Regions from separate parts of the Homo sapiens genome. Here region 2 is linked to region 1. Evidence: chromatin loops called from intact Hi-C (ENCODE). Cell type or tissue: PC-3. All regions are shown on one strand. Links, peaks and the distances in the headings refer to the core of each region. The heading gives the core; the rest is flanking DNA.

Region 1 (4,398 bases), core at 279-4,278:
GAAACTGCTAAGAAAAAAACTAACGTGGCAACAGAAAGATTGCCCAATCAAACACAAATGACCCTTAAACATATGAAAAAAATGCTCATAATACAAAAACTTACTTGTAATTAAAAAAAAACTCACGATAAGAAAATGCAAATTAAATTTATACCAAGATAAAATTTTTCAATTTACCTTGTTGGAAAAAAATTCAAATGTTTGATAACATGTTTTATTGGTACTCAGAAAAAAGCATTCTCAATAATTACAGGAAAGAATGTAAATCAATATATTATGTATGTTGGGTGATTGGTTATTAAAGTAACAAATGTATATTCTGTTTCATTCTGCCATTCCACTTTTGGGAATTTATCCTGTAGGCCTACTAGCACATGTGCAAAATAACACATGTACATGGTTATTCACCATAGCATTGTTTGTAATAACAGAAGACTGGAAATACCCAAACGTCCACAGTGGAGGAGTGGTAATATAATGATATATCCATCCAGTGGAACACTACCATGGAGCTATAAAACTACCCTCTAGGCACTAAGAAGAGGCTCCCTTTTTTATGAGTGGGTTGAAATTCACAGGATATACTGTTATGTGAAAAAAATTCCAGGGAGCACAGTACATACAGCATGCTACTTATTGTGTTAAAAAACGGTGAGGGTAAGAAAATCTACTAAGTTTGCTTGCTTATGCCTAAAGAAACTCAAGGATACATGAGACTTTTGTACCATGTGAACTGGCTACCTATTCAAAAATCAAATTAAAAAGGCAAAACAAAATGCTAAGATAGTTGTGTTTTATGTTTTGCTTTACCAGAGGATCTGTAAGATGTGGTTTCTTTTGTTATCTCATTGCTTGATCTGGAGAAATCATAAGGAAATATGACCTTTCTTTGATCCCAATGGTAAGTGGCCACGGGGATCTATCCTTGCAGAGTGAGAATGGGAGACCTCCTCCCCAGCACACTGAGCCCTCCTCCACACTCCGCTCTGTAACTACAGACCCCACTCTTCCTCTGCAGGAAGGCTGTGACCTCGGCCTTGGCTTGGTTTTTGCTGTTCTAGAGGCACGTGACAGCTCAAGGAAGGTCGATCTGTATCTGACAAGAGATGTCTGTGGGCTCCTCAACAATATGAGATGTTACAACTTTCTATCCAGGTGTCTTAATTTGGGCTACAACAAAATACTATAGATTGGTGGCTTCAACACCACCTGAGGAAGCCCTGTGAGGAGAGGCTGTGATGATGGGAGGGAAGTTCTTGCATCCTCACGTGGCCTTTCCTAGGTGTGTGTGTGGAAGGAGAAAGAGCTCTTATGTTTCTTCCTTTTCTTACAAGGGCATAATCGTGTCTGGGGGCTTCACCCTCATGGCCACATCTGAACCTAAATGCCTCCTGAAGGCCCCACTTCCTACTACCCTCATTGGGGATTAGGGCTTCAACACATGAATTTGGGAAAACAGAAACATTCAGTCCAGAGTATCACGGGTTTGGATTTTGTATAAATTCCTAAACTGCATACTGTTTATTACAATGTGGCTCTTTTCTTTTGCCAATGCCTTTATACAACCTGATGTTTGCTAAGTCTAGGAATGAGGCAACAGTCTGTGTGTTGTCTGACGGATTGACATAAACCATTTCAGACAAATGGAGAGCCTCTCCTACTTCAATAGACCTCCTTTAGGAACCCATTTCAGGGTTTAACACTCTCAGTGGGATGGGAATTACTTATTGTCCAGCTATAAATACCAGTGATTCTTGTTCGGCACAAGTGGCTCAGAGGTGTGGTGAGGAACCACACAGACCTCGGGAGGGGTGAGCTATAAGGCGGGTTCAGACCTCAGACAGAATGACCTTGGCTAGGGGTGGCAAGAAAGGTGAGCATCTGGCAGGCAAAGATTCTTAGTTACAGAAAGGCAGATGGGCAGGCAGGACAAGAGGTCTATGGCAACCTAAACGTAAGGGCCAGAGAGTGAGTCCAGGAGTTGGGGCCTCAGGCTGACAGTACAGGTAGGTGTTAGTAGCACCATGTGCCTTGGAGGAGCAATGACCAGTCAGGATGAGGCCAGTCTCTGGTCCTCAGGCAGCAGAGGACAGACTGGGTGAAGACCTGAGGGTCTGGGTCCAGGCTGCCCAGGAGCCTTGAATTTCCCTGTTTCCACCAGGAACTCAAGGCTCTCTAACTCGACACATTACAATGCTTATGCTTCCAAAGTCCACGGAGAAGTCAAGGTCCTAAAGGCCAGTTTTAGTACCACTGCCCCTTGGTATTCATGGGGAAATTGGTTCCAGGACCCCTTTGGATACCATTGACAGGATGCTTGAGTCCCTTATATAAAATGGTGTGTATCTGCACACAACCTATGCACACCCTCCCGTATACCTGTAATCATCTCTAGATTACTAATAATACCTAACATAATGCAAATATTGTACTGTATAGTTTTTTACTTGTGTTATTTTTATTGTTGTATGTTACTTTTATTTATTTACTTGTTTTGAATGTTTTCAGTCAGCAGTTGGTTGAATCTGTGGTTGCAGGTAAGGACACAAACGGCTTCCTGTAAATGTGTGTGAGAATTCTTAGCACAACTTCCATCTTTGATATTTAAATCAATCTAATTTGGTTCTATTCTATTTAGCCTTAAATGAGACTACAAACAAAGCTGCCCATTATCTCTTATGAGTCAGCTATGCACTTAAGAATCATATTTCATTAGTTCCTTAGTCATCTTATCTAGACTTTAAGAAACATACTTTAACCCTCCATCACCAGTCTTTTTTGGCTCTTTAAAATCGATGTTTCCCTTCTGTATCCTTGTCGTGTTTTCCATGATGCTTTTAAATTCTAGTTTTGACTGGATGTTCAACAAGGTGCGAAGTGTTTTTTTTTTAAGGTGGTAAACTGAAAGTAATACATTTCTGATTAAGAAGCCTCTATTCTCTCTTTCTTGATAAGACAGGCATTAAAATATAAAAGCCAGAACATGAAATAAGAAATGCTAATGAAAATCTCACCAAGTTGGAGTTTAGAGTTTAAAATGTTGCTAATCTAATAAGAAACCCAGGATGAATGTGAAGGATCAGGCAGCTCAGAGAGGAACTGTGCTGTGCCTTCAAAATGTCCTCCAAATTTCACATGAAAAATGGTTTGTGATTCCTTTTAATCAGTGATGACTCAACTTATTAAAAAAAATGAAGCCTCAACAAGTACAACTGGAAAGGAGCCTCCCCACCACCTGCATAAATGATCGCTGTAGTCAGCGCCACTTGCATGTGCGGTATTAATACTGCACATTTCTCCTGTATGACAGATCTGGTTTCAATCTGTGTTTCTTCAATTTTTATCAGTGTTGGCCTAGATTTCCAAAGCTGAGCTAAAATGGAAATATCCTCCCCGCAACCCGCTTTAACCCATCTGTCTCCTTTTATTTACATAATATAACATCTTTTTCCTTGAAGAAGTCTAATTTATTTATTTATTTTTTTAAAAAAAGCAAAATGGAAGTAAAATAAATAGAAAGTCTTTCCTCACAAAATAAAACATAGGATCTTCCCTGTGGGTTTATACCTAACCAGCCCTCACTACGACAGCAAATTTAATAAAATATCAGTATGAGGCAAGGCTAAACATCAAGAAGAACATTTCTTTAATATGCCCATGACTTTAGAATCACCCTTCACTTGTCAAATGATTCAGTGACACCTTCCAAAATACAGAATGCAAGAATATTTCTGATAATCTGCTAATGTTGGTCTCCTTATTCCAAAGTGGGGAAGTCAACCTGGATAATGACTTTGCTAAGTGCCGGCATGGGAAGGGTTTATAATTATGCAGACTCTGTTGTTGTTACTGCTGTCAACAGAATAATTTATCAACTTATGGTGTCTCATCAAGGGACCAAAAGCACATCACCAGTAAGAAATGATTTCTAAAGAAGACTTAATTACCACTCTATGTGTTTTTAATGCTGGCTGAAAATACACAAGAAGACAAGCTAAAGTGACATGTGACAAGTTCTCATTTAGTCTGTCAGCCATGATAGCATATTCAGAAAGATAAACAATAAAAAAAAAGGATCAAGAGATAAAGGTAGATCCTCCCATGACCTCAAAATAATTATAGTATTTGCTGGTGAGGCCAAAGTTTCTGTACACAGATACCTGACATAGACAGCTCTATGGAATTCAAGGGAAAATTAGGGGAGGGGACAGGTGACAAGCTCAGTCTGTGGTATTAATCGAGTAGTATTCTGACTGAGCCCCATCTGAATTTTTATTTACCCATTCTAATATTTCCTGGAAACTAAGGCTTTTTACTTCTCTCTCAGTCTACTCAAAATGAACTACTCCCCACCCCAAGGTGTTGCCAGCATTTATTTACCCTTGTGAAGGCAGCGAC
Region 2 (4,398 bases), core at 89-4,088, 60 kb after region 1:
TAAGTGTGACTTTCATTTCCAGAAGTTCTGACTGGTTTTACTTCATGACATCAATCTCTCTGGAAAATTTTCATTCATATCCTAAATTTAAAAAAAAAATTTCTTTATGTTGTTTTTTACCTTTCTCTAGTATCTCCTTGAGTAATTTAATAAGCAACCTTCTGAATTCTTTATCTGGTATTTCAAAGATTTAATCTTGGTTTGGATCCATTGCTGAAAGCTAGTGTGATTTCTTGCGGATGCTGTAGAACCCCATTTTGTCATATTACCAGAATTACTTTTCTGGTTTCTTCTTATTTTGGGTGGACCATTTCTTCAAATTGTTCTTAAATTTATTTTTGATTTGACTGTGTTTTTTTCTTTAATTTCTTCTTTTCCCTCTTAAGGATCTGACTTTAATGTTTATCATTTATTATAGCCTAATTTGATTCTTAATGCTTTTAGTGGGGAAGACTCTGTAGGAGTTCCTTAAAGAGAGTTTTTGTGCGCTGGCTTTCCCAGACGCTGGTTGCAGTAACCATGCATTTGGCCTGTGGGTAAGTTCACTGTCTCCTGTAGGGTTGGAATGGCTAGGATCTCTTGAAGCTTATCTCATTCTCCCATGGTGTACACCTTTTTATTTATTTAATTTTTTCCCAGTATTTTATTTACTAAGCTGATGATTCAGCCTTCAGGCCAATAGGAGAGGTATCCCTGGGGTAGGTATTGGTGGTAGCTAAAGAGATGCATAGATATATCTAATGGTGGGCAGAGGTCCCAGCCTTGATGAAGGTGCCTGGGGGAGCTCTAAATTAAATGTGCTGAGGTTTTATCAGAGTGAAGGGTGGAAGCCACCTCAGCTCCCCTGCCAGGCAAGCAGGAAAGCTATCCACCTTCCTGTCCCAGTATTCCAGCTATTCAGATCAGACAGGTAACTCTTTGCATCTGTAGGAATGTTGATGTTCCAAGTAGAGAGGAGTTGTGACTCTGCAAGCCTGAATTTGAGAAGTGCTCCTCCTGTGGGGATGCAATCACCCTAAATTGTTCCTGGAAGGCCATCTATATGTGCATCTACACTGCATTCCTCTGGGAGAAGCCCCAGCTGTGTGTGCAGTGGTGTACCAGTGGGAAAAGGACCCCCTTTCCAAGCCCCTTTATGATCAGAGATGCTGCCTGATTGTTGGGGTAGAGGTGTAGACTTTCTTTACTGCACCCAGCACTGCAATTGTGTCTCTGCTATAAGAAACGTCCCACTAGTGGAAAGATCTGGGACTCAAGGCCTGCCATTCAGATTCTTTTTCCCATGGGATGTTCCCTTGATGTGATGCTCTCCCCCTTCCCCTAGGAATGAGACTTCCTGAGACCCAGACCACAGTGATTGTTAGTGCTCTTCTGGGTCTAGATACCCAGTGGGACTACCACACTTTGAGCTGATGCTGGGGAATGTCTGCAAGGGATCCAGAAATGTGAACTAATTTCAAGTCTCCCAGCAGTGTACACCAGCACCATCTTTGATGGAGATGGCAGGGCAGTTACATACACTCTGTGAGATTTCTTGGTTGGAGATAAGGCTTAGTGTGCTGGATTTCTCAAATGAGAGTTACAATTGCAGTGAACTTGCCACATGGACAGGCTCAGGACCTCTGGTTAGTCAGGGTGTTGTACGCAGTGGTGATATCTGAGGTCACATAGTCATTTTCTCCTTCCTGGGCGCATTCTACCTAGAGGTGCTTAATGGACTGTGTTGGATGGCCTCCAGCCACGAGGTGGCATTTGCAAAAGAGCAACCAGCTGCAGTAGTAGCAGTGGGATTTAAGCTTGCCATAAGTTGCTGCAGGAAAGTGTTGTTTTTTTTTTTCCTCAGGTGACAGGCAGGGCTATAAAGTTCCCCAAAGTTTATGTCCTTTGTGTTAAGCTACCAGGGTGGGTGAAGGGGCACAACCAAGTGAGGGCAGGGTTAGGCGGGTCTGTGCTCTGACTCTTCTTGAGCTGGGCTAGCTGCGGCCACTGTGAGGATTGGGAGGTGGTTCTCAGGCCACTGGGCTAATGTTCCAGAAGGGAGTATAACTGCCTCTTCTGCACAGAAGAGTTCACAAAGGTAGTGGGGAGGAGCAGGCAGCAGTAAGCCTCACCCAGCTCCCATGCAGTTGGCGAGGCTGATATCACTCACTCAGTGCTCCAATAACAAAGGCAAAAGATGACTCAGATAAATAACGGTGACTAATGTGTTTACAAAATTAGATGGCAAGATAGAGAATTTTACTCAAGAACTAAGGTCTATTAAAATCATACATAGGTAAATTGCTAAACTAAGAAATAAACAATAATTTAATTAAAAATTAATTACATGAGTGTAATAGCAGTTTGGAGACAGCTGAAGAGAGAATCACTGATCTTGAAAATAGGCCACTAGAAAAATATCCAGGCTGAAGCATGTACTAAAAACGGAGGGGAAATAATGAAAAGAGCTCTTAAGACATAACTAAGAAAGTCTAATATATTCGCAGATGGAGTCTCAATAGGGGAAATGAGAGAGAATGGAGCATAAACAATATTTGAGGAGATAATGGTCAAATTTTTCAAAGTGGTAAAAAGCCATACACCCACAGATTTAAGCACTATGAATCCTAAAGAGACAAATATAAGGCACTTCATAGTAAAACTGCTAAAAATGAAAGACAACAGAAAAATCTTATAAGTAATCAGATAAAATGTGACACACTCCAAGACATACTCCTTTCAAACAGACACAATAAAGCTACAGCTGACTTCTTGAGAGAAACAATAGAAGTCAGAAGCCAACGGATTACCATATTTAAAGCCTGAAAAAAAATTAACTGCCAATCTAGAATTCTATAACCTGTAAAAATATTCTTCAAAAGTTTGGGTGAAAAAAGGATATTTCTGGACAAAGAAAAACTTACTCAAAAAAAAAAAAAAAATCAGCTAGGCCAAGCGCAGTGGCTCATGTGTGTAATCCCACACTTTGGGAGGTCAAAGTGGGCAGATTGTTTGAACCCAGGAGTTTGAGAAAAGCCTGAGCAACATAGTGAGATCCCATCTTTACAAAAAACAAAAAACAAAAAACAAAAAAAACAAAAATTAGCCGGGCATGGTGGCACACACCTGTAGGCCCAGCTACTCCAGAGGCTGAGGTGGGAGGATCACTTGAGCCCCGCAGGTTGAGGCTGCATTGAGCTGTGATCGCACCACTGCACTCCAGCCTGGGTGACAGAGTGAAACCCTGTCTAAAAAAATAATAATAACTAGAAGACACTATGAATGAAGTACAAAAGATAATTTTTCAGATAGAGGAAAAATGATTCTATATAAAGATAAAGATGCATTTTGTAGTAGCTGGGATATCTACTAACAGAATATTAAAAATAAATAAACAACAAGCTAATAGAGGGAGAATGGTATACTCACATGAATTTTGGTTTAAAAAGATACAGCAAAAATATAAAATTGAATACAAACTACTGAGAAAAATAGAAAACAATTATAGAGATGGTAGCAATAGGCTGGACACAGTGGCTTATACCTGTTATCCCAGCACTTTGGGAGGCCAAGGTGGGGAGATCACTTGAGGCTAGGAGTTTGAGACCAGCCTGGCCAACATGGTGAAACCCTGTCTCTACTAAAAACACAAAAATTAGCTGGGCATGGTGGTACACATCTGTAATCCCAGCTACTTGTGAGGCTGAGGCATCAGAATCACTTGAACCCAGGAGGTGGAGGTTGCAGGAAGCCAGGATTACACCACTGCACTTCAGCTGGGAGACAGAGTGAGACTCTTTCAATTAAAAAAAAAAAAAAAAAGATAGTAGCCCTAAGTCCAACTTAACACTAATAACATTAGATAGAAATGTATTAAATCCTTCAATTAAGAGACTCCTGTTGACTGGGTGCAGTGACTCACACCTGTAATCCCAGCACTTTGAGAGGCTGAGGTAAGAGGATTGCTTGAGTCTGGGAGGCCAAGGTTGCAGTAAGCCATAATCACGCCACTGCTCTCCAGTCTGGGGTGACAGAGATAGATCCCATAAAAAAGAAAGAAAGAAAAAGAAGAAAGAAAGAAGGAAAAAAAGAAAGAGAGAAAGAAAGAAAGAAAGAAAGAAAGAAAGAAGGAAAGAAAGAAGGAAAGAAAGAAGGAAGGAAAGAAAGAAAGAAAAAAAGAAAGAAAGAAAGAAAGAAAGAAAGAAAGAAAGAAAGAAAAAGAAAGAAAGGAAAGAAAGAAAGAAAGAAAGAGAAAGAGAGAGAGGGAGGGAGGGAGGAAGGAAGAAAGGAAGGAAGGAAGAAAGATTGTTATTAGATTGGATTTACACATAAAAATCACACGCCACTTGGAAGTGTCACATTAAATATAAGGACAATGATGGAGCATATAAAAGGACGGAAATAAATATAACAAACAAA

Evidence for each region. A loop is a pair of places that touch in the nucleus more often than their neighbours do. Peaks named below come from ENCODE experiments on the same cell type or tissue, not always from the same donor. Only the 100,000 strongest peaks of a DNase experiment are listed, where the experiment ranks them.
Region 2: a loop joins it to region 1, with 7 times the contacts of the local background. A loop is called at or near these places in 1 of 110 quality-filtered maps.

What each region holds. Positions count from the first base shown.
Region 1 is chr18:6,007,253-6,011,650 of GRCh38, forward strand. All of the region lies in intron 16 of L3MBTL4 (L3MBTL histone methyl-lysine binding protein 4), which reads right to left. Among named protein-coding and RNA genes, the nearest start is that of TMEM200C, 110 kb to the left of the region's middle. In PC-3, for the core only: no CTCF peak of the experiment used is centred there; DNase peaks (open chromatin) are centred at 2,739 and 3,229; H3K4me3 peaks cover 598 bases; H3K27ac peaks cover 1,242 bases.
Region 2 is chr18:6,067,608-6,072,005 of GRCh38, forward strand. The region is part of intron 16 of L3MBTL4 (L3MBTL histone methyl-lysine binding protein 4); the gene reads right to left. Among named protein-coding and RNA genes, the nearest start is that of TMEM200C, 170 kb to the left of the region's middle. In PC-3, for the core only: a CTCF peak has its summit at 1,766 (motif pointing right); a DNase peak (open chromatin) is centred at 2,124; H3K4me3 peaks cover 482 bases; H3K27ac peaks cover 3,196 bases.